Linked DNA regions of Homo sapiens: regions 2, 3, 4, 5, 6 and 7 are each linked to region 1. The links are chromatin loops, found by intact Hi-C in ENCODE. Cell type or tissue: heart left ventricle. All regions are shown on one strand. Region 1 holds the start of LOC124900830 (a long non-coding RNA gene). Region 2 has its middle 73 kb from the start of SORBS2. Region 3 has its middle 51 kb from the start of SORBS2. Region 4 overlaps SORBS2 (sorbin and SH3 domain containing 2). Region 5 overlaps SORBS2 (sorbin and SH3 domain containing 2). Region 6 overlaps SORBS2 (sorbin and SH3 domain containing 2). Region 7 overlaps SORBS2 (sorbin and SH3 domain containing 2).

What was found. Hi-C counts contacts between places; a loop is a spot of excess contacts. Peaks named below come from ENCODE experiments on the same cell type or tissue, not always from the same donor. Only the 100,000 strongest peaks of a DNase experiment are listed, where the experiment ranks them.
Region 2: it touches region 1 in a loop (2.6-fold over the local background); 12 of 110 quality-filtered maps call a loop at or near these places.
Region 3: it touches region 1 in a loop (2.7-fold over the local background); 11 of 110 quality-filtered maps call a loop at or near these places.
Region 4: it touches region 1 in a loop (8-fold over the local background); 17 of 110 quality-filtered maps call a loop at or near these places.
Region 5: it touches region 1 in a loop (2.3-fold over the local background); 8 of 110 quality-filtered maps call a loop at or near these places.
Region 6: it touches region 1 in a loop (2.3-fold over the local background); 13 of 110 quality-filtered maps call a loop at or near these places.
Region 7: it touches region 1 in a loop (2.8-fold over the local background); 18 of 110 quality-filtered maps call a loop at or near these places.

The regions. Positions count from the first base shown.
Region 1 is chr4:186,019,598-186,023,597 of GRCh38, reverse strand. It overlaps LOC124900830 (a long non-coding RNA gene), which reads left to right and starts at 633. Exons shown (of 3, transcript XR_007058420.1): 1 at 633-670. In heart left ventricle, a CTCF peak has its summit at 1,832; no DNase peak of the experiment used is centred here; H3K4me3 peaks cover 316 bases; H3K27ac peaks cover 1,246 bases.
Region 2 is chr4:185,882,797-185,886,796 of GRCh38, reverse strand. It overlaps a transcript of SORBS2 not described here. Among named protein-coding and RNA genes, the nearest start is that of SORBS2, 73 kb to the right of the region's middle. In heart left ventricle, no CTCF peak of the experiment used is centred here; no DNase peak of the experiment used is centred here.
Region 3 is chr4:185,860,932-185,864,931 of GRCh38, reverse strand. It overlaps a transcript of SORBS2 not described here. Among named protein-coding and RNA genes, the nearest start is that of SORBS2, 51 kb to the right of the region's middle. RefSeq lists a silencer at 1,134-1,236. In heart left ventricle, no CTCF peak of the experiment used is centred here; no DNase peak of the experiment used is centred here; H3K27ac peaks cover 2,795 bases.
Region 4 is chr4:185,776,599-185,780,598 of GRCh38, reverse strand. All of the region lies in intron 1 of SORBS2 (sorbin and SH3 domain containing 2), which reads left to right. Among named protein-coding and RNA genes, the nearest start is that of SORBS2, 34 kb to the left of the region's middle. In heart left ventricle, no CTCF peak of the experiment used is centred here; no DNase peak of the experiment used is centred here; H3K27ac peaks cover 740 bases.
Region 5 is chr4:185,742,551-185,746,550 of GRCh38, reverse strand. All of the region lies in intron 2 of SORBS2 (sorbin and SH3 domain containing 2), which reads left to right. Among named protein-coding and RNA genes, the nearest start is that of SORBS2, 68 kb to the left of the region's middle. In heart left ventricle, no CTCF peak of the experiment used is centred here; no DNase peak of the experiment used is centred here; H3K27ac peaks cover 837 bases.
Region 6 is chr4:185,792,884-185,796,883 of GRCh38, reverse strand. All of the region lies in intron 1 of SORBS2 (sorbin and SH3 domain containing 2), which reads left to right. Among named protein-coding and RNA genes, the nearest start is that of SORBS2, 17 kb to the left of the region's middle. RefSeq lists enhancers at 1-187, 188-704. In heart left ventricle, no CTCF peak of the experiment used is centred here; no DNase peak of the experiment used is centred here; H3K4me3 peaks cover 339 bases; H3K27ac peaks cover 2,516 bases.
Region 7 is chr4:185,783,400-185,787,399 of GRCh38, reverse strand. The region is part of intron 1 of SORBS2 (sorbin and SH3 domain containing 2); the gene reads left to right. Among named protein-coding and RNA genes, the nearest start is that of SORBS2, 27 kb to the left of the region's middle. In heart left ventricle, no CTCF peak of the experiment used is centred here; no DNase peak of the experiment used is centred here; H3K4me3 peaks cover 385 bases; H3K27ac peaks cover 3,076 bases.

The DNA.
Region 1 (4,000 bases):
AGAAGTTTCCCTTTTTGTGACCTACTAACTAATGAAACAGGTTGACAAAGAGAGTATCGGACTATAAAAAAGGAGGAAAGACGGATCTTGTAGGAAATTCTGCAGTTTGGTCCCACGTAGGCTGACACACCAATGTTCTCCTGCCTTGATATTTAAGGGTCCCCCTGGGCCGGGGTCAGTGTGTGAGCCCTGCCCTGTACAATTCAATTCTGTTTGCAAACTAAACTGCTGGCCCGTTTGTGGTTGCCTTGGCACTCCTACTTAAGTCTTTTGCTGTTAATATTTTGAAATTTTGAATAAGTATGAAGGTAAAATAGTTGTCAACATTTGCCGGATATGATCTGTTTATATTATTTTATTTATTTTATTTGTTTTGAGACTGAGTCTCGCTCTGTTGCCCAGGCTGGAGTGCAGTGGCCTGATCTTGGCTCACTGCTCCCTCCGCCTTGTGGGTTCAAGTGATTCTCATGCCTCAGCCTCCTGAGTAGCTGGGATTACAGGCTCCCACCATCATGCTCCACTAACTTTTTTTTTTGCTGTATTTTTAGTAGAGACGGGGTTTCATCATGTTAGCCAGGTTGGTCTCAAACTCTTGACCTCAACTGATCTGGTGCCTCGGCCTCCCAAAGTGCTGGGATTACAGACATGAGCCATCGCGCCTGGCCACCAGGTATGATCTTAACTATTTTAAAGGTCATTATAAAAGAACTTTCCTTAAAAATCACTTTAAGCAAATGTTTCCTTATTAGAAGTGTTCCTTTGCATCCCATTTCCCTACTGAAGCATATGAAAAGGCATTTTCTCTTGTTTTGTTTCTGAATCTGATATTTCATTGAGAATATTTTTCTTGCAAGGGTGAGAAAAGTCACTACTCTGTTGTATAATTTGAAGCCAAGTATTACCATCCAATTTTTATCCTAACAGAGCAAAAAATTCAGCCATCTAAGTATTTATGATCATCCCCTTCTCAGTATTTTAATAGCTTGAAAGCAATTTTAAGCAAATTGGTGGTGGTATCTGGTAGCAAATATAACCTTCTCCAACGTAGGGCCCACACTCCCCATCATCCATTTCTGTCTGTACCAAACACACGCATGCTTATGGTAATGGTTGTGCAGAGGCGGCTGTCCTGTGTGGCTGCTCTGGAAATGTGGGTTATACCATCCTTGAAGAGAATCCCTGTGGGTGAATTATAAGAGGTTGAAGACACATATTGTCCAGAGTTTAAAGTCACAAAAAAATAAAGCATTTTCTTCGTGGTAAGACTTATCGGTAGGGCTAGAAAGGACGTAATTACATAGAATATAAATTATGTTTTCATTGCATGTATATAAATGGTGATGTTATATATCTAGGTAAAAATCCTGAAACATAGAAGTGAATTAAAGAAGTGTTTTAAATAACAGATAAATGTGCATTTTCCTCAATAATAACTCATTTATTCAGTTTTATACTTTTACATTGTTTTATGCTTTTATTTGATTCTCATCATAAGTCTATGAGGTGGACAAGGAGATATTGTTTGCTCATTTAGCTGATGACAAATTACATGCATATTTAATCAAGATAGAAAAATCTTGATTCTCCCTTGGCAAAGCTGAACTAAGGATAGATTAAATACATGCTGCACTGCCCCAAAGACCAGATAAAACCCTGCAGCTGTCATTACCCAGACAAGGGAGGCAAAGCCAGGATGATTCTGCCCTGGATTTTGTGAACTGTGTCAATCCATTCCCTTTGCTTTGGGAGTGGTATATTGCTCTGGGAATCACTGACAATATGGGAGGAGAAATAAAAACAAGCTTCTTGATTTCCAGTTCTGATCTCTGAGCGCTAGAGGACAGTATTGTTCTCTGCACAGCGCGCGGAGAACCCGTTCTAGGAGAAGTGATGGGACCCCCGCAGTCAGTATACCCCACACCTTCCCAGGCTGGGCCTGGGCCATACGGATCAGGGATGGGATGTGGCTTTGCATCTCCAGTTCCAGATGGCATCTCGTTCCCCAGCCCTGTGCATTCACAGAGCTTTGGCCTCTGTACTGAGTAGCGTGGGATGTATGAGGGGAAAGAGACAGTCTGTTCATTTACATGTTCTGCGTTGGGGTTTCATTACGTCTTTTAGCCCTTGAAACCTCTTCCTAAGTGATAAGCTATCAATGAGTGATTGTTATCATAGGCTCAGAGATTTTTCAGCCTGATTTATTTAAACTCTAGAGAAAGGAAAACAGGAGATGATGGCTTTGATCATGCTATTTGCTATTCTGAAAATTACAAAGGGAGGGGAGAGAGAGAAAAAAAATCTCTGCTCCCCTAATGAACTACTATATAAAAACTGCTATATAAGAAGATACGCGGTGCGATCCCCAGTGTAACGTACTTCACTGATGTTCAACATGCTTCCGTGGGCGTGTGTGGGTGGAAAGATGTTTCTTGTTACTGCCAAACAATCCAGTGTTTCTAGAGATAAAAACAGCCTGTAAAAGTTTTCTACTGTGGAGAATGACAGGCTTTGTGGCCTATGTGATATGTGCTCTCTATAGTCCAGATGAAGACAGTAACTACTGATCTGTGAAACCTCTGCAACACAACGGGGCTGCTCACGGCCACACGCCTGGCCTCACAGGTGACGCCTTCGCCCTCCTCTGGGTTCCCTGTTTCTCCCTCCTCCGAACTGAGCATCTGTCTTCTTCTGACAAGTACTTTCTGCTACCTTGTGCTTCAAGTCAATTTCTAGAGACACCAGATAGATTTCAATTCTGTAAAGATTTACTACGAATCACACAGTGCTGGACGACGTGCTAACACATATTCACATATGATGCTGGCTCCAGAGCTCAGTAAGCTGAGCACCTCCAACATCCCCCTCACAGCCATGGCCTGTCCTGCAGGTGCTGGTTTCTGCTGCAGACACAGGCTCTCCAGGCAGCCCTGTGCTCTTTGCAGCTATTCCTGGAAGCCTTGGGACGTCTCACCGATGCCCTCCATGTTCGGTTCTGCACACCTGCCCTTCTACGAGTCTCTTCTCTCAACGCCTCCTTACCCGGTTGCTGTCCATATTGCAGAAGAGGGCAGGGCCCAGGGAGCTGAATCCCGGCAAGTCCACGCTGCTGAGCTCCCAAGACCTTCAGTAAAGTAGGATTGTCTCTTTCACACCTAGCCCTGCATCCACCGCCATCGACCCAGGGTAAGGACCAGCACATGAAGGCCAAACTCCTTCCCTCGTTTCCCTTTACACCCATGTCTGCCTGTGAGAAGCCCTGGCTCATTCTCCTTCAGCCACAGGCCTCAGGAAGTCTCCTCCCTAGCGGTTGTCTCAGGCACTCTGGGTTCCAGCATGGCCTACGTGAAGCCTTCCTTAAAAGTGACAGCGCAGGACGTCCCCACTCAGGAAGCTCACACTCACGACTGTGCCTCTTCCTACACTCAGTAGAGTAAACTGTTTACAGTAGATGCTGACCAAGTGTTAGGTGAGAGTGGTGACGATGAGTGTGGAAATCTGCCTTAATTTTATGAGTTACCAACCTGTCATTGACTTCATGTTCATTCTGGCAAGAGCTAAGAGAGATACTATTGAGTATTTTAACACAGACTTCACTTGCTTGGGTGAACTGTAGACAGAATCCATCTTTAATGACCTATTTCTGTTACTGAACTGAACTGGTGTCTGCTCTCCTGTGGGGTGAGGCCAAACATCCACACCGTGGTTTGCAGCAGGGGAAAGCAAGGTGTTTATTTGCAGGATGCCAAGGAAAGAGAATTGGGCAGCTTACAATTGAGACCTGACCTCTCGGTGGCTTACAGGTAGGAGATTTTAAATCTGGAGAAGCAGAGATTGCAGGCAAAGAAGTCAATTAATATATTGAGGCTCTATATTGGTTTGGCCTAAAAAAGTAGGGTGTCATGAAGCAGGGTTCCACAGGTCACAGGTGGATTCAAAGATGTTGGGGTTTGCAATTGGGTAAGGAGGTGAAGCTTTATCTAAATACCCCATGACTTTACCA
Region 2 (4,000 bases), 140 kb after region 1:
GGCTAAATGATCAGACCTCTTCTGTCATCCTTTACGTCTCCCAAGTCCCGGTTCTCTCATGGTGCTGCTATTCTTTTCTTGGTACAGATCTTCTAATTTCCTTTTAGCATGTACTTTCCCACACGGAATCCCATGTTCCAGATTGACCTGAGCCGTGGATAGCAGAGCAGAACCAGACCAGGCCACAGGCCACGTTGTTTTCTTTTCTTTTTTTTTTCTTTTCTTTTTTTTTTTTTTTTTTTGAGACAGAGTCTTGCTCTGTTGCCCAGGCTGGAGTGCAGTGGTATGATCTTGGCTCACTGCAACCTCCGCCTCCCAGGTTCAAGCAATTTTCCTGCCTCAGCCTCCTGAGTAACTGGGACTAAAGGCAACCGCCACCATGCCCGGCTAATTTTTTGTATTTTTAGTAGAGATGGGGTTTCACTGTGTTAGCCAGGCTGGCCTCAATCTCCTGACCTTGTAATCTGCCCACCTCGGCCTCCTGAAGTGCTGGGATTACAGGCGTGAGCCACCGCACTGGGTGGATTGTATACTTTTCTTATTGCAGCCTAGAACACCTTAGCCTTTCTGCCGCCCACCTCACATTTCCTTTCATAAGAGTTTCTAGCAAGGAATTTAAACCTCTCTGGACAGTCCGGGAACAAGTCACTATGCCTAAATGCTTTCTCAGTCAGTCCATCGTTTTCCCCAATCGCCCAGGGGCTTGCTATGTTCACCTGTAACACATCGTATTTGCTTGTGAATACTTGTATTTACCAGCTTGTCATGTGGTTTACTAAGGGGCGCAGTAACTTACAAGAGACATGTCTAATGCTGTGGATTTTCTCGGAACTTTTAAATAGGGTGACAACCTGAGAAAGTTGCCTGTTGGCACCTACGCATCAAAACAGAAAGTTTAAAAATCATGCATTACTTACTTTATGGAAGCTTAAATGAATAAGACCGAATTCGTATTTTCTAAAAAGATGTGCCCAGAGTGTCATGGGAAGTGGAGTGGGCGTGTGTGAAGCACGATTTGGCTTCTTTTCATGCTACCTTTTTTCTCTACAGAGATGCCAAGGATATTCTAGAGGAATCTTAAAGAGCCAAGTGTTCAGGTTCATTTATGCATTGTTATATATTTTATTCTTGCCTAAACACTTTGAAGAGTAAAATGAGAGATTATAAAAATAGCTAGTTCATCCTTTTATCATTTGAGTTTATATGTGTAGTTAGTAGGCCTAAGGAGATCATGAGAAAGAAACTGTGAAATGTTACGCTTTTGAGCTGTCATTGGCAATGCAGGTGACCTCAAAAAGTGAATGGAGTCTATGTGTATGGAAGTGATCTTGGTGACATTTGGCCTCTGAGCTGTAGTGGGCATCCCTAGACACTTCTGCACTCTGAGTTAAGCCTTCATTATGTTCTTGGCTTTCCCTAAAATGCTTATTTATTCAGCAGTGTGAGAAAATGAAAAGACAGCAGGTGCCCGGGGGTGCTATGTCGTATTTCAAGGGCAGAAATGTGAAAGCACAAGAGCGGGCTTTTCCTCGCCCTTGGGCTCTGCAGTTCACATAAGAGGATTTGCTAACTTTCCCATCCCCAACGAGCCATCAGAGGGCTACAAAGACCACTTACTTCTAGCTTACGCCTTAACAGCTTTGAAGAAGAGGCCTGTGAGCTTATGAGTATCTGTAACTTCAGTTTTGCTGGATTGCACCTTCTTTCCCAGCAACATTAATTAAACATTTTGATTTTTTTTTCTTCTTGTTGCTCTCCTTCTCAAGATAAGTCCAGGCAGGTGTGGAGGAGCCGCTGCGTACATTGAGAACAGATGGTGGATTTCATGTATCAATTTATGCCGTGCCACCACTTCGGCTGCCTGACTTTCTGTAGGGAAATCAGCAGTATGACTGTAACTTGATTACTAAAATCATTGCATAAAGTATGTAGTAAATTCTCCCAAGAACTGAAAGAGGAGTATGCCAATACAATACGAGAACTATCTAAAGAAACTCCCTACTGTCTGAGCATTCCGGGAATACACCGACTCCATATAAGTCTGTGTGTTGGAAACCTCTTAGGAGTCAAGAACTAAAGGCAGTTGAGAGATCATTGTAGGAAAGTGGTCCTTTACTGAGGAAACCATAGTCTAGATGATAGGTCAGTGGTCAACTGCCTGCTCAGATCCAGTCCTGAAACCCAGAAAGGCCAAGTTGATGGAAATCATATTCTCACCTCTACTCAGCTCTGCTGGGCCCTCATTGCCATTCCGGATTTCTTTTGTTCAGATCTTACTAATCCTTTATTTTTTGGAGCCTTTATTTTGAGCCCTTAGCAAAAATAAAACTTTTTTATTTTAAAAAACAGCACATGCTTATTTTAAAAATCAAGAAATACAGAAATGCATGAAGAAGAATTCAAAATGTCACTCAAAGTCCCAATCACCCTACTATAAACATCAGGAATGTTAACTGATACATGTTAACATTTGTATTAACAAAGATTTAAAGATTAATATTTATGTCTATAAGAATATCCAGATAGAAATGATAAATGGGAACAATTCCCATATATAGGATCTATAAACATGCCAATTTAATTTTATAGTCAGGTTTATTGAGGTATAATTTATGTACAATAAAATTCAACCATTTTAGATATATAGCTCTATGAGTTTTGACAAATACAGTCATGTAAACTTCACCACAATCCAGATACAGAATATTACCTCCACCCCGTGAAGTTCCCTTTGGAAGGTACCTTGAACCTTCTTCCTCCCCCACCTCCTGATGAAAACTGATCGGACTTCTGTCTCTGGGGTTTTGCTTTTTCCAGAAAGTCTTATGGATAACATCATACAGTATGTGGACTTACGTGACTGATATCTTTCGCTTAGCAAAATGCTTTTGAGAGTCCTCCACGATATTGTGTGTAATGATCATTTGTTAGTTAAAAAAATTATTTTTAGATATACGGTCTTGCTCTGTCATCCAGGCTGGCATACAGTGGCATGATCATAGCTCACTGCAGCCTTGAACTTCTGGGCTCAAGTGACCTCCCACTTCAGCCTGAGTAGCTGGGACTACAGGCACATGCCACCACACCCGGATAATTTAATTTGTTAATTTTTTGTTGTTGTTGATGAATACTATTTCATTATACAAATGTACCACATTTTGTTTGTGTATTCACCAGTCAAAGGACATTTGAGTTGTTTCTAGTTTCAGCTATTATAAATAAAGCTGCTTTGAACATTTGTACACAGGACTTTGTGTGGATGTAGGTTTTCATTTCTCTTGGATAAAAATCGAGCAGTGGGATTGTGTTTAACACCATAAGGAACTGGCAAATTGTTTCCCAAAGTGGCTGCACCATTTTGCATTCCCACAAGCAGTGTTATGAGAATTCTAGTTTCACCTCATCCCCACCGGCATTGATACTGTCAGGTTTTAAAATAATGTAGTGGTACCTCATTGTGGTTTTAATTCATATTTTCCTAATGACTTAAGCATCTTTTTTCTGTGCTTTGTTTGTCAATAATATATATTCTTTTGTGAAAAAATCTATTCAAATCTCTATACCATTTTAAAAATTGAATTGAGTTTTTATTAATGCATTTAAAAGTTCTTTTTATGGTTTAAATATAAGTTCTTCTCCTGATAAGTATTTTGCAAAAATTTTTCCCTGTCTGTGGCTTGCCTTTCTATTCTCTTAGCAGTATCTTCCACAGTAGAGAAGTTTTTAATTTTGGAAAAGTTCAGTTTATCAATTTTTTTCTTTTATGGATTGTGCTTTAGATACTGCTTCTAATAAATATTTTTCTAATCTAAGGTCGTGAAATTTTTTTCTGTATTTTCTTCTTTAAGTTTTATATTTTTAAGATGTACATGTATTTCTATGATCCACTTGAGTTCATTTGTGTATAAGCTGAGATGTTTGTGTTTTGATTTATAGATAACCACAAGCTCCAGAATTATGTGTTGAAAAAACTATCCTTTCTTGTCTTTGTCAATAATCA
Region 3 (4,000 bases), 160 kb after region 1:
TTTCTTTTTCTTTTTTTTTTGAGACAGAGTCTCACTCTATCGCCCAGGCTGGAGTGCAGTGGCTTCGTCTCAGCTCACTGCAAATTCTGCCTCCTGGGTTCAAGCAATTCTCTTACCTCGGCCTCCCAAGTAGTTGTTATTACGGGCACCTGACACCATGCCCGGGTAATTTTTTGTGTTTTTAGTAGAGACAGGGTTTCACCATGTTGGCCAGGCTGGTCTCGAACTCCTGACCTCAAGCAATCTGACTGCCTTGGCCTCCCAAAGTGCTGGGATTATAGGCGTGAGCCACCGCACCCGGCCGTTCAGTGATCTATTTGCTCTTACCAAGGCGTTTTCTCTTAGTAAACTGTTAAATAATTCTTTGCCTGCCTCCACTTCCCAAATCTTTAAAATTAAATTTGATGAAGCAAATATAGTGATAGTGGTGATGATTTCAAATCTTCAAATGTAATAGTAAGTTTCAGCTGGATGTTTCTATCCTAGTTTTTTGCTTTATAGAAAAGTTTACAAATCAGCATGTAAAAGTCTTACTGTACAAGTAATAAACGGAGCATCACAAAAATAAACGTGGTCCTTTAATTCTAAGAGACCACTTCTTTTCAGGGCTTTTAATCTCTTTCTTTGAATCTAATGTTTAGTTGTGGGGAAAATTCAATGTGATATTCTTTGCTTCAAAGGTATTTTGTTGGTGGCATGAGTGTTTTTCTTGAGGTATGTTTTTGCCCTTCTGTTACACTCCGGCTTTTTATAGTATAATGAGAACAATGACCTCATTCTCTCCAGTTGATAGTAATAATGGCACACTTTTTATAACTTGAAAAGGCATCTGCTTATTGATAAGAGAGTTAAAATTAACTATAACACAAGAGTTAGCCATTGCATACTTCACCTTATCTTGCAGACCACAATAAATAGGATGGAAAACATGGAAAGCTTGTGGTTAATCTTTGTAAATAATAATCTGTGTTCCTGTAGAGACCTTTATCTTCTTTTTATGCTTTATTTCATAGCTAAAAAATTAAAGAACCCCATATTGTTAAATATAGCCCTTTCTAAATTGTACAAACAACACTAAAATGGGGAGAAAATTAAAGGCTTATAATGAAGAGGTTATATTTAATTCACAATCATAGCATTTGATAGATTAATAAAAATGTAAAAATGGACAAGCTGATTTTTCACACTTTGGAGGTGACACACATCTTCCACCTAGGTCCACACTCCAATTACAGTTTCTGAGTATGTCTGCTTAGAAATCATAAAAATACCATTAAAACTGGAGGTTTAATTCTAAACAAGAAGAAGGATGATAAATGAATTTAAAGACCCTGGCAAGATAAAAAACTTGAAAACTGAATAATGAAAATAATCCTATGCAATAGCACTGGTATTTCTAAACTAATCTGTGAAATAACTCAATTCTAAACAAATAAGAAGACAGTATATTAAACATGTGGTCTTTTGTTTATGAATTAAAGCTGTGAGTATATTGAATTGGAGATAGTGATAAATTCCAGAAGGAAATAAGCATAGGACGTTGCACAGTACTGTAATGATCCATCCATGTACCTGTCTCCCTAACTGAATTAAAATATCCTTATAGGACTGCATATCATTTTTATCTCTTTTTCAACCTCAGTACCCGACATTGCCTGGCACACACAGGCACTCAATAAAGGTCTATATTATACACATTGTTGAAAGAAGGCAGATCCCATCATTCCTATTCTAGGCCACTGCTCTTTAAAAATGTTTAATGCCGTGTTTCCCCTAATGTAAAAATGCAAATCCAGGTGGAGGGACGTGCCTTTAGTCTAATTAGCATGGTATACCTTAACATAATAATTTAAGGTTCTTGAGAGCTTCTCAAGATTCCTTCCGTGTCCCACCTCTCCACTGGCCTGGCGTGCAGTGCATTGGCACAGGCAGGGATGAGGGGGCATAGAGGTAGGCACTAGACCCGTGAGCAGGTTTGACTACAAGAGTCCCAGGGGCTCTACAAGAGAAGGCGGATGGGTACTAACAAATTGTACCAGCTGCCCAACTGTAATTATGTTCAGGCTTAACCACCAATCCAGAGGTGTCAGGTGTATTTGAGGAGGGAAGACAGCCCCACCACCACCCTCAGTGGAGGGGAAACAAGAGGGGGACCTGAGGTTGAAGGGCAGAGGAAGAAGAGGCAAGCTTCCTCACACCAGGGCAAAAATGATCATGTAACGTGGAACATTCATCCAGGAAATATGTATTTCTTGCATATTGTGTGTGAAATACTATTAACTGTTTGAAAAATACATCACAGGCAGTGGCTGCCTTCAGTGAGCTAAGAGTTTTGTAAAGAAGTCAAGGGCTTAGTTAAGTGCACCGCAAGGTAAGCAGTGATCTCAGCCACCAGAGGGATCTAAGTGGACCTTGTGTTTAGGAGGAGAAATTCCCTTGGCAGCCATGCCATCATGGCGAGCCTGGACTCCCATCTTGGGACCCACCAGTTCACAGTCCTTACTGTAAAATAAATGCAATTTGCTCAAAGTCAAATATATCCTGTCGCTCTCATGCCTCTACAACCTGTCAGTAGCCATTCTTCATTGCTTTTCACATCACTGAAACCCCATACCATGTCCTACAAGGCTCAAGGCCCTGCAGAATCTGCCTGTGTGCAGTTTGAAGCTGCAAAGCCTGGCACCTTCACACCGGATCTGTAGTCACGGCCCAACACCTACTGGGTCCCCCTGTTGCTGTTGCTCTTAGTAATGCTTCTCTCTCTCTTTTGCACTTGCAAGCACACACACACACACATATACATACACTGTTTTTTATTCAATTTGTATAGTGTTTCTGGAAATTTTCTTCCTCTGCATACTCTCTACTCCGGTAGTTGCTGTGGTTGTAATGCTCTCCTCCCTGCTCCCAGCACCTTGTTCATGCCACCGTCATCTCTCATCCGGACTATTGCCAGCCTTGCCCAGCTTCCAGTTGCCCCCTAGTATCAAGTATCCACACAGCAGGCAAAGTGTTGTCTATAAAATAGAAGTCAGGGCTGGGCGCAGTGGCTCACGCCTGTAATCCCAGCACTTTGGGAGACTGAGGCAAGTGGATCATGAGGTCAGGAGTTCAAAACCAGCCTGGCCAAAAACCCCATTTCTGTTAAAACTACAAAAATTAGCCAGGCACAGTGGCAGGTGCCTGTAATCCCAGCTACTTGGGAGGCTGAGGCAGGAGGATCGCTTGAACCTGGGTGGCAGAGGTTGCAGTAAGCCAAGATCGCACCACTGCACTCCAGCCTGGCAACAGAGTGAGATTCCATCTCAAAAAAAGAAAGAAAAAAAAAAAAATAGAAGTCAGATCTTTTTCCACCCCTTTAATTAAAATGCATCTGGAATAAGATCCAGATTCCTCTCTGGGACCTCTAAAGCACTCTGTTAGCTGCCTGCCTTCTTTCTCCTCCTCCAGCCTCATCATTTGAATCCTTCCTGTCCTCCCACCTACACTAGCTTCCTTTTGGTCTCTCAAGCACTCAAAACACATTCTGACTGCACAGACTCACACATTCCGTATGCTCATGTAAACCAAAAATAAAATTCTAAGCCCCCCACCCGACTGATGGACCCCACCCCCCATTTTCAGCGAAGGACATTCCAAAGAAACCTTCACCTTCAGCCAAGGGCATTCCAAAGAAACCTGAAAACATTCGTTCAGGCCACAGTGGGAAGTGGAAGTTGAACATCCCTCCTTATACCCTCCTACCTTTGGAGTTCAGGCACTGACCAGCATGAACATTAAAACAGAAATCTGCCGACAAAACAGACTGTTTATAGCAATGATGCCAACAAGATAGACAGCAGGCCCTGAAAGAAGTTGAAGTATTTTACCCCAAAATGTATTTCTTTGACATCTTTTGAAATGGCCCAGCAAAGCTGTCTCATGGGGAAAGTCTGCATTCTACAGAGAACCCCTTTCCCTTTCCATGATCCAAGAGAGAATAAGCTAAGAGTCTGGCATC
Region 4 (4,000 bases), 240 kb after region 1:
TCAGTAAGGCAGTTGCAGTCCCATGCCTCTATCTGCCTTTCAGGACACAAGTGTAGGGAGCTTGCATGACTGGTCTAAAGTCACTCAATGTATGGGCTTTAGTTTCCAGCCCGATGCATGCATTACATTGTTCAGCAGGTGGCATACCATGGGTGAGGTTCCTGTAGATGACCCGACGGATGCTTGCTACGTGCCCAGAGCTACCAGGTATCCTTATTTTTCTTGCATATGCTTCACTTCATTGAGTGTGGTTGAAGCAGACAAGCATAAAAGGTGTTACTCCAGGCCAGGTGCAGTGGCTCACGCCTGTAATCCCAGCACTTTGGGAGGCTGAGGTGCGTGGATCACCTGAGGTCAGGAGCTTGAGACCAGCCTGACCAACATGGAAAAACCCCATCTCTACTAAAAACACAAAATTAACCGGGTGTGGTGATGCATGCCTGTAATCCCAGCTATTCGGGAGGCTGAGGCAGGAGAATTACTTGAACCTGGGAGGTAGAGGTTGCGGTGAGCCGAGATTGTGCTATTGCACTCCAGCCTGGGCAACAAGAGCAAAACTCCGTCTCAAAAAAAAAAAAAAAAAAAAAAAAATGTTACTCTACTTAGTCTAGCCTTCATTTTGCTTACAATGTGCGTGACTTCAGCACTTCCCTGTTCATCCCCATCCCTTCTTTTAGTCAGCATTAGCTGATTTCTATAGGAGAATCTGACTGCTGTTTCAATATGTCTTTGAAACTCACGCCAGTGTTTCAGATGGTCTTGCTGCCTCGCCCTAAGCACTAAAATATTTGACTAAGAGAATGACACATTGTTCTCCTGGGATACTAGACAATGCCACTAGAATGACAGGGACCAGGGAGGTCTCTAAACATCTATAGCACAACTCACTCTTCAAAGGACTGCAGGGGTAAAGAATGTTCTCTAGAAAACAATACTCATGGGAAAACTACATTTACTTCCTTCCTACTGGGATCCTCTCAAATAATAGGAAGCGATGAGGAATCAATTGAGAATTCTGTGCTGTCTTGGGAAAAAAATGTAAAACAACACTCAGAGAAACCCTCTAAATATATGTGTTCAAAAACTCACGCCCATGAAAGTCCTTGGAAATCACCACAGTATCTTTTAAAAATTACTAAATTTAGCCACATATGGAAATCTGCACAGTTTTTCAAATATATTTTGATTATTTAACCAACATTCATATAAAATTTACAAAGCAGCAGATTTTTCCATGGCTGTTTCAAATAACAATTTTCACCCTCACAACAACCCAATAAAAAAAGGTCTCATTACAGAGGAGGAAACCGAGGTATGGGGAGGCTAAGTAAGTGACCTACAGCCACAGCCACGCGTAAGTGGCAGGATGAGGATTCGAACCCAGGCACCCTGACTCCAGACTCTACTCTTAAGTATTATGCACTTTTAAAAGTTTTCTGAAAGGTTCAACCAAGAAAGTGAGAAGCAAAGCTGCAGATGGTCTTTGCATATAGAATTGGAAGTTTTAAATGTTACCAGCGTGAGCCCAGATTCTCTCTTACAGTGAGGATTTTATTTTTACCAAGCTCTGTGAAACACACAACGCTCAGGTGCCGCCTGAAAATGTGAGAAGTCATTCGGCAAACTAATGAGGTTATTCAGACACACTCTTAAAGTTGGCGTGCTCGTTTATTTAAGGCCGGAACAGAGGTGGAGCGAATAACAGAAGGCCTCTCTACTCCAAAATATGGGTCTTTCTCACCAGTTCTAACAATTGTAGAGTTATTGGGGTTAACAAGATCCTCTTTTGGGATGTAAATACCCTCTAATATGGTTTGATCTGTGTCAACTATGCCTTAATGATGTACAAATGATCTAGATCCTGGCCTTTCCACATCCAGTCTGATGGGACTCAGTGCTTGCTTTAATCTGGAATCAGCTGTTCACGTATGCAGATGCTCGAGTCACATCCAGAGTCATTAAATCTGACTCTCTAGGGGCGGGGCCGGGGTACTGGTGTTTGTAAAAGTTTACCTTATATTCACCCAGGGATGACAGACACTACTTCATATCATTTCTCTCAAGTTTCAACATGTTTACACGCAGCCTGGGGATGTTGTGAAAATGCACATGCTGGCTCAGTAGGTCTGGGTGGGGCCTGAGGTTTTGCGTTTCTAACAAGATCCTAAGTGATGACGTTAATGTTGGTCCGTGGACTACTTTTTTAAGAAGCAAGGCCCAAGACCAGCGGTTTTCAAAGTGAGGTCAAGAATCACCCGGGAATTTGTTAGGGATGCAGAATTTCAGGCCCCGCCAGACCTACTGAATCAGACGCTCTGGGGTGGACCCAGCAATCTGTTTTTACGAAGCTTCTGGGTCATTGATGCTCACTACCTTTTGAGAACCGTTGGCCTGCATGGCACTGCCCAGTAGAAATAGAATGCAAGTCACATAGGTAATTTTAAATTAGCTAGCAGTCAGATTTGAAAAAGTAAAAAAGAAACAAGTGAAATTAATTTTAGCAAAATATCCTATTTAACATACTATGTCCAAAATACTGTCATTTCAACACATAATATAAAAATTAATGTCATAATTTACATTCTTTTTTCAACGTGTGGTCAATATAAAAATGATATGATAGTTTACATGTTTTAGGAAGAGACAACATTAATCTATTTTTATTTGTACAAATTTGTGGGGTACAAGGAGAATTTTGTTACATGGATGGACTGCATAGTGGTAAAGTCACGGATTTAATGAATGTGTCCATCACCTGAATAATGAACATCGTACCCACTGAGTAATTTCTCATCATTCACCTTTTTTTTTTGTATAAAGACCTCAAAATCTAGCATGCATTTTACACTTATATGACATCTCAGTTCTGACTAGCCGCATTGAGCTCAGTAGCCACATGTAGCCACCATATTTGGAGAGCAAAGCTTTACACTTACAGCAGAGATGATGGTACTGACTTTCACCAAATGCTTGCTGTGTGTCAGACATTACCCAGGTAAGCATTTTCTGTGCATTATTCCTATGAGCCCTATGACAACTCATTATTATCCCTGTTTTATACGAGAGTGGGTTATGTTGATCTTTGTTTCCTTAATGCCATAGCTTCTCAAGGAAAGCCAATATTTAAATGCATTATACCCTTTTTTGGTATAAACTATTATAAGGAGGAAAAAGAAAAAAACAATTAAAAAATGTGTCTGTCTGCAGCTAGGCTTCCAATTATTACCAGTAGAATTACCATTCCACATTGAGGCCAAGAGAAACAAATATCCCATGTTAGATTGGCAGGTATTTAAGACATAGTAAAATGTAACCATTTAAAATAAGTGAAAAGAAAAATGCTTTATTCTAGAGTCATTTTTTAAAGCCTGGTATACATTTTTAAAACAAAGTTGATCTTATTTATAAAATTCAGATTAGAGATTTCAAAGTTAATTTATAATTTTTTAATTTGAAATACAGTTTTAATATAAGGTCTATTGAGCCAAAGGATTTCACTGTTTTTAAATAGTACTTGAAGTAGTAGTCATGTAACCCTTTTTTTTCACATGGCATAATCCTCAGTATTTTCCATAATCTATTTCAGTGTCTTTCTTTAATGGCAAAGAAAGAATTGAATTTGAATTTGATATAAGCATCTAGCAACCAACCCTCACATTAATTATAAAATATATCAGGGCATTTTTTTTTTTTTTTTTTGAGATGGAGTCTCACTCTGTTGCCCAGGCTGGAGTGCACTGGTGCGATCTCAGCTCACCGCAACCTCCACCTCCCGGCTTCAAGCGATTCTCCTGCCTCAGCCTCCCAAGTAGCTGGGACTACAGGCGCGTGCCACGACATCCTGCTAATTTTTTGCATTTTTTTTAGAGATGGGGTTTCACCATGTTAGCCAGGATGGTCTAGATCTCCTGACCTCATGATCCACCTGCCTCAGCCTCCCAAAGTGCTGGATTACGGGCCTGAGCCACCGGCAGTTTTTTATACTGAATTCAGGTTGAAG
Region 5 (4,000 bases), 280 kb after region 1:
AGGTCAGAAGTTCGAGAACCAGCCTGGCCAACATGGTGAAACTCTGTCTCTACTAAAAATACAAAAATTAGCCAGGCATGGTGGTGCACACCTCTAGTCCCAGCTACTCGGGAGGCTGAGGCAGGAGAATTGCTTGAACCCAGGACGCGGAGGTTGCAGCGAGCCAAGATGGTGCCACTGCCCTGCAGCCTGGGCGACAGAGTGAGACTCTGTGTCAAAAAAGAACAAAAAGAAAAAGAAGAAACTCTAACCAGATAAGAGAGACTACGTGGATCCAAAGAAATCCATCGCCCTTCTGAAAAACACCCCTGAAACCATGCCTTCTGGTGATGTCCGCGGAGGACTTTGAGACACAACTACGAGTGTTTGAATTCTGTCGCGAGTGAGTCCTCTTTCCATGACCTTTCAAGTCCCAGAGGCGCAGAGAAAACATTGTCTCCTGTAAATCTTACCCAAAGGCCCCTTGATGAAAAGCCACCTGCTGCTTTTCCCTCTATGCTTCTGTCACTTTGTTATTCCCTCTATTATTTCTTCTGCTGCTTCCTTTTCTGTAGTTCACAGAGTGGGAGGATAGAGTTAGGACTTTGGTGATATCGTTTGCTTCTCTTTCTGTAGAGACAACAAAAATGTGACCAGGAAACATATCTGTGAGGCTTAGGCTGCCTCACTTTTCAGAGAGGCCAAAATGGCAGTAACAGTCATGGCCAAGAGCAGTCACTGCAGCGATCAGTCACACAGGCTTTCCTCCCCACGTAGCCCGAGGGATGTCTTCAAATCGGGGGAGGGGGTAGATAGGCTTAAAAATGAAATATATCCGTTGAAGAAAACTAAAAAGAGAATGCATTTGTCTATTGCTGTTTTGTCTTTTGGCTGTGGAAATAATATTTAAATTTAAATTCTCTCCAAGTATTAATCTAAGTATTCTACTAAATATAGCTATTAAGTATAGTGTGATTGCTTGCAGTCTAAGGAAATTTGTAATAGGTCGCCATCAAATCAGGATCTGCACCTCGGGTGCACAGGTGCTATGAGGAAGATGTGATGTGAGGTTGGAAGGAGCCCACTGTGGCTTCAGTCCTCCTTGTCTACCTGAGCATAAGTCTGGACCATGATTAGTTAATTCTTAACGCAAGTGAAGCAGGCATTTTTTTTAAGACAACTGTCTAAAAAATATGAACGCCAAAAATTGGAACAGTCCCTGATCTCTCCTTACTTGCGGGAGAATCTGGGAGGTCTAGTTTGTGTTCTTACTGGCCATGTTCAGGTTGGTGCTCCCCTACCACCGGCATGCACTCTCGGATAGAGACACTGCTTCCCTAGTCCCCACTGACAGCACCTGCTCGGGCATCTTTGCAGCATCCCTCCCTCTCCATCCCTGATTAGTCCCACATCCACCTTCCCCCGCTGCAATGGAGATGTACTCACTGCCTGTATGCCCACCTACCTCAGAACAAGCCACCTGCATCACACAGGGAGAGCGGCCAGGTACTGTCCATCCCTGAGCCGGCCCACAAGTGTCTTCTGTTTTCTTTACCCTCTCCTTAGCACCAGCTGCCTAACAAAGTCAGCGGGCAGCCAGGGCAAAGAACAGTTTGGGCGACTTCAATATGACTCTCTCTTCTGAGCCCCCAATCCAAAAGAAGGCTCACCCTTAGTGAATGTGCCTTTGCCAGAGGGTCTTCCCTAGGGTGAAGGGGAAAATCATGTTTCACAATTTCAGGGAAGTCTGAATGGTAGGAGCCAGGTTTTCACATTCTGGTCTTTAATGCATAGTGGCCATTCATTCCATTAGGCTTCTTATGTCATGACATAATTTCATCTCTGAATGTTGGACCATTTGGTGGACTTGGACATTGTCAGTTCATCAAACAGTTTTGAATTTGTGGAAAGTTCTCATTCTGAGATTCTGAACATTCAAAGATTAATCCGATGTGGCAGGCTCATTAGTGCCACCACCTGCCTGCATGGTTTGCAAGATAACATCACTTCATTGTTTGATTTGAGCTAAAGAAGATTAATGATCTGAACAATGATAATTTATCAATATTCTTCTATGAAATTCAACCAAAACCATAGATCTCGTTTCGTGATGCAGAGTCTAAAATAGTCAATGGACTATTTCTAGCCCAACAGTACACTGTAGACTAGAGTAATATGCTGATTTAGTGAAACAGAAACCTGGATCCAAAACCCACAAAGTACTCTTGGGGACCCTGGAAAAGCCTGCATGGACCTCCTACAGTTCAAGTTCCACATGAATGCAATAATGCATACAATGGGGTACATTGTTTCAAAACCACCAGCCCACATGTAATCATTGTGTAATTGAATAATTATAATAGCATCCAACCATATGAAATTTTAGGAAGTGAAAATTGGAGATCAAATAACAAAAAAAGAGAGAAGGGAAGGAGGAGGAAGAAGAGGAAAAGGAGGAGGAGGGGGAGAAGAGAAAGGGGGAAGTGGAAGAGGAGGAGGAAAGGAAGGGGGAGAAGGAGGAAGAAGGGGAAGAAAGTGGAAATGGGAGAGGAGGGAAAGGGGAAAGGTGAGGGGGACAGGAGGAGGAGGAGGGGAGGAAGAAGAAGGAGAAGGAGAAGAAGGAGGAGGAGAAAGAGGAGGAGGAGGAAAGAAAATAGAAGAAGGAGAAGGAGAAGAAGAAGGAGGAGGAGAAAGAGGAGGAGGAGGAGGAAAGAAAATAGAAGGAGGAGGAGGAGGAAAGAAGATAGAAGAAGAGGAAGAAGGAGGAGGAAGAGGAATAAGAAGAAGAAGGAGAAGAAAGAACCAGAAGAGGAGGAGGAGGAGGAAGAGGAGGAAGAAATCATCTGAATCAGGAGGAGGAGGGGCTCACCATCAGAGTCTTAGTTTGCCCTGTCCTTCCACTCATTTGCTACCTGAACCCTCTTTCATGTAGAATTTGTGGGAGTTGGGGAGGGGAATGCAATGTGACTGAATAGATTTTGAAGCTAACAGAGTTCTAAACTACTAGGTGTGTACATGGAAAGGAGGTGATAAATCATTGTGTATCACAGTTTTTAGCTCTATGTTTTCATCCTCAGCAATGAAGGACAATGTGGAAGAAGCCATCACGAAACTCAGCCTGGTTTGGGACTGCTTTTGCTTCCGAAGGGCTATTTGTCTGTTCTTCACCATCCCAGGTAGCAAATGGGGAGCAAATTGGGAAATCTGCGCAAAATTAATAGCCCTATCAGGAATCAAGCGGGTATGCCAGAGAGAGAGTTGAAAACAGTCTGGGTTTTCATGCTGCACCAAAATTTAGTGAGCTCAAAAGACTTATTAACAGCAAATTTCCCCTAAGCAGCATGTTGTCAAACTAGCCTGCCTCACTAGGATGCCACGAAAAAATAATAAATGGAAATTATTGTAAAAATATAATTTAAAAAGGACAATGTGTCTAATAGAGTAGCACTCCGGAACCTCAACCTTACCCCCTTTCTAACCTTGAGATCTAAGGCTTAGATCTAGATTTCTTTCACAGATGGGTGTAAAGGAGATGCCTCTCCAGGAAACCAGCTGGTCGCCACCACGTCCAAAGGGCTGGGAGGTGCATTCGCTGTGCCCGCGGGGCTCTTTAGAGGTTAGGATGGTGCTGACTCATGCTGCAAGTTGTGCAGCTGTGGAGTGTGTCAGATAGAGTGCAGACAGTCTGAACTTCAGAAGCTCGTGTGTCCCAGGTGTGCAAATCCCACATCAAGTAGCACAGGTCAAGGCTTAGGACACGCCCAGAATCTAATGTGTCAGATTCATGAATGATTTTGGCAAATATTCCTCTTGCCTGACTTTCCTACATTTTCTCTCCTTTTCACTATAGCAAATATATCTTTATTTATGATTCTCACCTCATTTAGTTAAAACCTTTGCTAAAAGTTTATTTTTATTGTTACCGTGATAACAGCTAATGGCATGTGAGTGTTTACTGTGTCAAAGGCTCTATGATGTATAGTTTAGGGGGATATCTTATTGGATCCTTGAAGAAAAATGC
Region 6 (4,000 bases), 230 kb after region 1:
GACCAGGGAACAGCGTGGCCACAGAGCCCAGGCATGCCCAGCCCCACCGTGACCAGGGAACAGCGTGGCCACAGAGCCCAGGCATGCCCAGCCCCACCGTGACCAGGGAACAGCGTGGCCACAGAGCCCAGGCATGCCCAGCCCCACCGTGACCAGGGAACAGCGTGGCCACAGAGCCCAGGCATGCCCAGCCCCACCGTGACCAGGGAACAGCGTGGCCACAGAGCCCAGGCATGCCCAGCCCCACCGTGACCAGGGAACAGCGTGGCCACAGCGCCCAGGCATGCCCAGCCCCACCGTGACCAGGGAACAGCGTGGCCACAGCGCCCAGGCATGCCCAGCCCCACCGTGACCAGGGAACAGCGTGGCCACAGCGCCCAGGCATGCCCAGCCTCACCGTGACCAGGGAGCAGCGTGGCCACAGCGCCCAGGCATGGAGCGATGGATTTCATATAAATCTGCAGGGCCCTGGGAGCCATTGGTATGGCTGGAATGCAGGATGCCCGATATGGAGAGATAGTGAGTAAAATCGAGCAAGCAGACCAGAGCCAGATGGCAGGGCAACTGTGAGACATTTCAAGCAGGAAGGTGAAATAGGATTTCCTTTATAAGATAGTTTCTCTGTTGTGAGAGCACCACTGAGGTAGGGTGGGAATGAATTCAAGAATTTCACATAGGGCCAGGTGGGGTGGCTCATGCCTGTTAATCCCAACACTTTCAGAGGCAGAGGCAGGAGGATTACTTGAGCCCAGTAGTTTGAGACCACCCTGGGCAACACAGTGAGATCCCATCTCTACAAGAAAATTTAAAAAAAATAAGGGAATTTCCTGTAGGAGGACAGTACAGTAATCCAGGAAGAAAAGATGAATGGCTCAGCTGAGACAGGACAGTAGGGCTGGGGGAAAAGTGCTGGCGTGGAGAGATTATGGAGACAGAACCAACAGTTCTCAGCTGGCATTTGGGAGTAGAAGCAGGCTATGGTTTAATCACCAGGTTTCTGTCTTGGGAAAACAAGACATGGAAAAAGTGTTTTGGGGGAAGAAGATAGTGAAACTGGTTTGAGACTTTCTGAGATGGAGATATAGGTGGAACACTTAGGTGGATATGTGGTTTTAAAAAAAATGTCTAGACCAATAGAAATATATTGAGCAGCAAAGAGAAGCCACCTATGTAATTTTTAATGTTCTATCAGCCACATTTTAAAAAGTAAAAGGAAACAGATGACACCAACTTTTATAATATTTTTAACCTAGTACAGCCAAAATATGATTTCAACAAGTATAAAAAATAGTAATGATTTCCTTGACATTCTTTTTTTTCGCATCTTGTGTGTATTTTGCAGGATAACACATCTCAGTGCAAGCAAGGCAGGTGCCCGGGAGCCACATGTAGCCCGTGGTTGCCATGTAGACCTTCAGAGAGAGGCTGGGCAGGAGGTGTCTGCTGGGGATGGACTAGGATAAAAACCTTCTCTGAAGGTACAGATCAAAGATTGCTGAGGCAGGGAGGGTGCAGCAGAGGTGAGCTTGTCCCAGTGGCAGGAGAGAGGAAGGAATTGCCGAAGCTGCCCCGACCTCTTTCTTCTATTTTTGAGGGTGTAGGATGTGAGATTGGAGTCTCAGAAACTTTGGAAACTTTGTTTATCTCTGTTGAAATTTACCCAACAAGAATCTGCTATATAAATTTGCAGGGCCCAGCGCAAGATGAAAAGGCAATTCCAAAAGTATGATGAATAAGTTATAGATGATGACAGCAGGGTATCAAACAGAACACCTGGCCGTTCTAAGCACAGGGTCAGGTGCACATGCTCAGTTTGCAAGCTCATGAAGCCCGCCTATACACACTACTTGTGTTTTTAGGCATCATCTGTGAACACTCTTGCCTACTGTGAATCAAACACAGTTTACTTAGTGAGATGATTAATGACTTTGAGTTACTGTGGGGTATTGCTGCTGGGAGCCACTCTTCCTGGCTGGAGGTGAAAGCAGCTTCTCCCCAGGCCAGAGGTCTGGGTGCACCAGTCCTGTTATATCCTTCCCACATTCCTCACATAGGCAGGACTTCAATCATGCTCAGACACCATCACCCTGACCCTCAGTCACACACCCAGGACCTCAGTCATGCCCAGAAGCATCATGTCAAGGGGAACCACCGAGTCCCCAGCCTGCTAGAAATCTGGCAGCTCCTCATTATCATTCTACTTATAGAAATTCCTCTTTCTCCACACCTTGTCATGGTAAAAGCATCCAACATGGATGCTTTAGATTGGGCTTCCTCAGAGGGGTGGCGGGGGAGAACTGGACCCAGGAAACACCATCTGAATTCCCTGAGATCAGCAGGATATCTAGAGAGTTGAGGCTGGGCCATGTATCTGCAGTTCTTGTCCCAGGACAATGCTTGAAGACACCTTATTTAGATTTTTATATTTGTGGCTGTGACTGCAACTCCCCTGCCTTAAAAATGTAAATTTAATGATCACTTTCAAACTGTCCCTGTAGTACATTATTTATGAACATAGGACCTTGCCTCCCTGAATAGCACCAAGCGCCCATGGCTCAGACACTCATCAGTGGGGCCGTGCCCCACCCACTGCCTGGATTTCCTCCCTCCTCCTCCTTCTCCATCTCTCCACTCTCTTTCTGCTGCCCTCTCTCCCCACCCTAACGTCATTTCTTTACCTGGTTATTTTTAAAATCCAAAAAACAATTTGAAGTGACATTTGTTATACTTAAGAAACAATTTTATGTCACCAATGTTTGGTCACTTAGTTTTAAAAGTCAGTAAATAACAGTATTTTTTTTTCTTTTAAAAAAGAAAGTAAAACAAATGCTTTTTGACAGACTTTCCCTTTGTATGTGCCTTGTCAAAGGCAGGGCTCCTCCAATTCTGCACCAATGTCCTTCCAATTTTGCAGGACAGGAAGGGGCAGGCCAGGCAGGAGCCTGCGGGGACCAAGGCCCAGTCATGGATTTAGCTTTCGAGGAGGTGTGGCCGCTGCCATGTGACTCCATATCTTTCAACCACAGGCTTGGTCTCTGTAAAAGAAGGATGCTGTGCATAGATCATAGGACCAGTCGTTCTCTTATATGAAGTAATTTGTGCAAAGGATACCTCACAGGGCCTGGCACATAACTGGCTCTCAGTCCATAATAACTTCATCATCAATAAAAAAAATCCCCAGAGATGGAAAGGAAATCTTTGGCCCAGACACGCTTTGTTTTGTCAAGATCTCCCAGAGGTATTGACCAAACAAGGCTCAACTGGGTCAAAAATAAAAAAATACACAGAATAAAAATAAATTTCCATAATAGATAAATAAATAAAAATCTTCTTAATATACAATCCATTTGACTTTCCGTGATCATGTTGTTCTTTAACTGTTGAAGTCCAACTTAAAACTCAAAGAAACTTCATTAGAGTATAACAAACACACTCTTGTATCTTCTGGTCCCAATTAATTACATTGCACTAAGGCAAACTAATCATCTGGAGATAAATTATGTGGAGTATTCACGGCAAAAATGATGACAGGATAGAATGTGGGAGCTCACTGTTTTCTAAAGACCTTATTCCCAAAGAACAGCCATCCTGCCACTGCCTAGGCTAGTAGAGACTGCAGTGCCACAATCCTGAAGCACTTGCTTGAGAATGCATCATATGATCTTTTCCCAACAGAATTTGGATTTACCTGCTTAATGGTGTTTTTCTTGGGCTGATCTAAAATGAGTCTTCACATCACATGGTATTGGAGCTTTGCGATCTGCAGGGTTAGTTAAGAAAGTAAAATAACAGTAAGTATTCTTATAAATAATAATAATGGCCACCATTCATTCAATGCACAGTGTGTCAGGCAGCGTGCCAAATTCTTTAAATACCTCTCATTGACTATTCACACAAACGCTCTGATGAGTACATTATTCTCATTTTACAGAAGAGGAAACAGGCGCAGAGAAGTTAAACAACTTGCACAGGGTCACACATGTGGGGAAAGTGGGATTCC
Region 7 (4,000 bases), 240 kb after region 1:
TGTCTTTTACGTACTTTTTACTTAATCTGTTCCCCAATGCATCAGTTCAGTTTGTCCACGCCAGTCTCTCTTAACCATTTTCACTTAAACAAGTCAAGCCTGCTATTCATTATTGCTGTTGTTTGATCTTTCCATTCAAAGTATCCCTGTCTTGCTTTATTTGGTGTATATTCACTCAGTACATTCTAGCGACCAGCCACTGTGCTGGGAACTGGTTGTATTTTGTTTTTAAAGGAATCCTATCCTCAAGGAGCCTGCAGTGTAGTAGGAAAAAGAGGTAAACAGCAACAACAGCCTACTGAACCCCTCCTCTGCAACCACTTGATGGAGTAGCCAATATTCATGCAAAGTCTCATTTAATCCTCTCAGAAACCTCCCAGAGAGGTAGATGGGGTTGTCTGCTATTTTTTTTTTTTTTTGAGACAGAGCCTCAAAAAAAAAAAAAAAAATGGATGAACATCCAGATTGGAGTGCAGTGGCATGATCTCAGCTCACTGCAAACTCCACCTCCCGAGTTCAAGCAAATTCTCCTGCCTCAGCCTCCCAAGTAGCTGGGATTACAGGTACACACCACCACACACGGCTAGTTTTTGTATTTTTAGTAGAGACAGGGTGTCACCATGTTGGCCAGGCTGGTCTTGAACTCCTGACCTCAAGTGATTTGCTCGCCCCGGCCTCCCAAAATGCTGGGATTACAGGCGTGAGCCACGATGCCCAGCCTGTCTGCTATTTATAGATAAGGAAATCCAGGCTCAGGGAGATTAAGTAACTCTCCTAAAGTGACATGGCTTGCCATGGGAGAAGCCACGCCTTGAGATCAGCTGTGCCTGGTTCCAAACCCTCAGTTCTTTCCTTGGAATGTAATCACTGCTGTGATAGAGGGATACTTCTTCAATTACCATTCATTATAACCATAGTCAATCAATGTTAAGTTAGTGTGTATTTGTTTGTAACAAGGTAGATAGGATTATAACTCTGCTCCTCCCCCTGCTAGAGGAATGATAGACTCTCACAGGGCCTTACAAAGTCCATTCTTCTCTATTTCTTCCAGGTCATTTCTTTTAACGCCACTACCTTTCCTCTTTAGCCTTCTCTACTTACTAAATGAAGCAGTGGTAATGCTGTTGCTCGAAGGAGACTGTTATGTCAATCATAGGACAAAGTGATTAGCTCAGATATGGGGATTTTCTTAATCCAGTTGTTTGACAGTCCCATGTATTCTTGTTTAAAATTAAAATAGAAAAAAAAACCCAAAACATAAAACTTTGAATGTGAGCTATCTGAAATAAATGATAAGGAAATTAAATTCAATATCTAGGTGTGCCCAATCCATTTCATTTTCCCCAACAGCAAAGTAAAAGTCTCTATATTTTTGAAGATCAATTTGCAAATAATTTTTTTCCGTGTAATGTAAACAAAATGGTATCTAATGATTCCAGTGTGCCAGGTGTGGTTTTCCAGCATTATATTCTTCACCCCTCTTCTTAATGCTTTAAGGTAATGAACGATATTCCCATTGCTCAGATGAGGAAAATGAGGCTCAACGATTATGCCCAAACCAGGGAGCTAATTCGAGGAAGTACCAGAAACTTAACTCAGAACTCTTGATTCTCCAAGCCCATGCTCTTAAGATGATGATGGAAACAGCCTCAGCCAACACGTGGGGAGGGCCTCCTGTGAGTTGCTGTTGTTTAAGAGCTTTGCATGTGTTAACTCATTTAAGCCTCACAACAATTATGAGTCAAGGGCCACACAGTGCCTATTTGGTGGGTAAGAGAACTGAAGCCCAAGAAGATTGTAGCAGCCACAGAAGCTGGCAGTAATAGAGTTGGGTTTGATGGTGGCGGGTAAGTACAGACCACGCTCTCCATCATTACACTCTCACACAGCTCTTGGCACATGTGACTAGAAAGACAAAATATTTACACGAGACTGTCTGTTATAAAACGGAATCGTTATGATTTATATTCATTTCTTCCATTCATGATACTTAATCAGAAACCATGACACAGGAACGCTTAGAACAATTTTCATGTTGCCTGTGTATTTTTAACTTTGTTTAACTCTGAAAATTCACCGGCCGCCTAATCAAACCTACCTTCCCCTCCATTATGACTGACAGCATTCACCATTTTAAGAAACCACAGTAAGATTCTTACAGGTTTTTTGTTTTTTTTTTTAAACGCTCAAAGTCAATACCTTATGGCCTTGAATAACCTTTTCAAAATTGCTTTTTCTGTCCCGAGGACACATTTCATCTTCAATTTAGATTTAAAAACTCCCTAAACTCCATCGAAGCAACCCTGTTGAAAGCTCTCTGAACAATGATCTGGCAGTGTCCACCGAGAACAGAATAAACAATGCGTTCCTGTTTTGTGTTTCCTGTTGATCACTGCTGTGTTCTTATTTCTCTTGATATCACTGATCAGTAAATTGTAGTTTTAGAAAAAAGAGCCAACTACTTCACTATATTTAGAGTCAAAAATATTCAAATGATGCAGCTCCCGGGGCGTTAGGCATGTCGGCTCATTTTTCATGGCAGATTTTGCTCCATTAGGAAATGATAATGGGCCGGAGACTTAATGCCACAACTGTTGTAAGCATTCGTTGTTGATGCCCAGAAGTTCTTTCAAAACTTCTGGAAGTATTTTTTAACTAATATCTTAATGGCAGGCCTAATAGTTTATTGCTGTCGTTCAGCCGGTCTAATGTAAGGAAGGTTGTTTTTAGATGATTGTTTTGTTTCTGTTTCTAGCTTTCATGGAACAGATGACCTCAATACAGTCATTTCACCAGGTTGGGTTTGCCTCAAATAACAAGAAATCCCACGGACAGGTAGCCCAGAGTAGGTTCCTCTCTATCCTCTCTCCATCGCTGTATCATCTCTCTGTTAGCATGCACCCCCACAGAATGACATCTGCATTTCAGTCTACAAAAAGAGGAGCAGAACAAGGTTAGAAAGAAAAGGACAGCCTGGCGCGGTGGCTCACGCTTGTAATCCCAGCACTTTGGGAGGCCGAGGTGGGCGGATCACGAGGTCAGGAGATCGAGACCATCCTGGCCAACATAGTGAAATGCCGTCTCTACTAAAATACAAAAAATTAGCCGGGAGTGGTGGCAGGTGCCTGTAGTCCCAGCTACTCGGGAGGCTGAGGCAGGAGAATGGTGTGAACCCGGGAGGCAGAGCTTGCAGTGAGCTGAGATCCCGTCACTGCACTCTAGCCTGGGCGACAGATCCAGACTCCGTCTCAAAAAAGAAAGAAAAGGACAAGGAAGCCCTCTTCTCGGGAGGTTAGTGTCGTTACTGTGCATATGAAATTTTCAACAGGATGCCTTGCCTTTAGCTTATTGGTCAGAAACTGCAAGGAATCCAGGCAGGTCAGTTGTTAACTGGCCGTACTGTCAGGATTCTGTAGTGAGGAAGGCTGCAAAATGGATCCTCAGGAGGCAGAAGGAAGTGTCTACCACACCTCTTACCTACTTGACTTATTTTACAGAGTAATGAATATGGGAATAGTGACTTAATTGTAAAATAAAACATCAGACAGAACCTCAAACTGAAAATGATCCTCGAAGGAATTCTTGCCAAGAAAAAGAGGGCCCTTGCTAGAAGGTCAAAATGTGAGCATTTACTCTGATTCAGAGGGCAGCTTCCTGCCTCTCTGCCTGAAACCAAAATGTCCATCACTGCGGGCAGGATATTCCCTCTCATGCCTGCCACTGGAGACCAGTCTACTTCTGCTTACCCCGAGGGTCTGAACAAAGACTTCGCATTTTTTTTTTAAACTACAACATGGTTACTGATCTCTTAACGTGTCTCTCCCATACCTTTTTGTTTAATGGATTGACTTTGCTGGTTAAAGCATTCCCTTCCAGACTTCTCTATAATATACTATACATAAAATCAAGAATATTTGCAGGCACAGAGGTAAACCAATGAGGTTGCTAACAGCCAGAGGTGGCCAGTCCAGGAACTTTAGCTTCCCAAGGCCTCACTTGG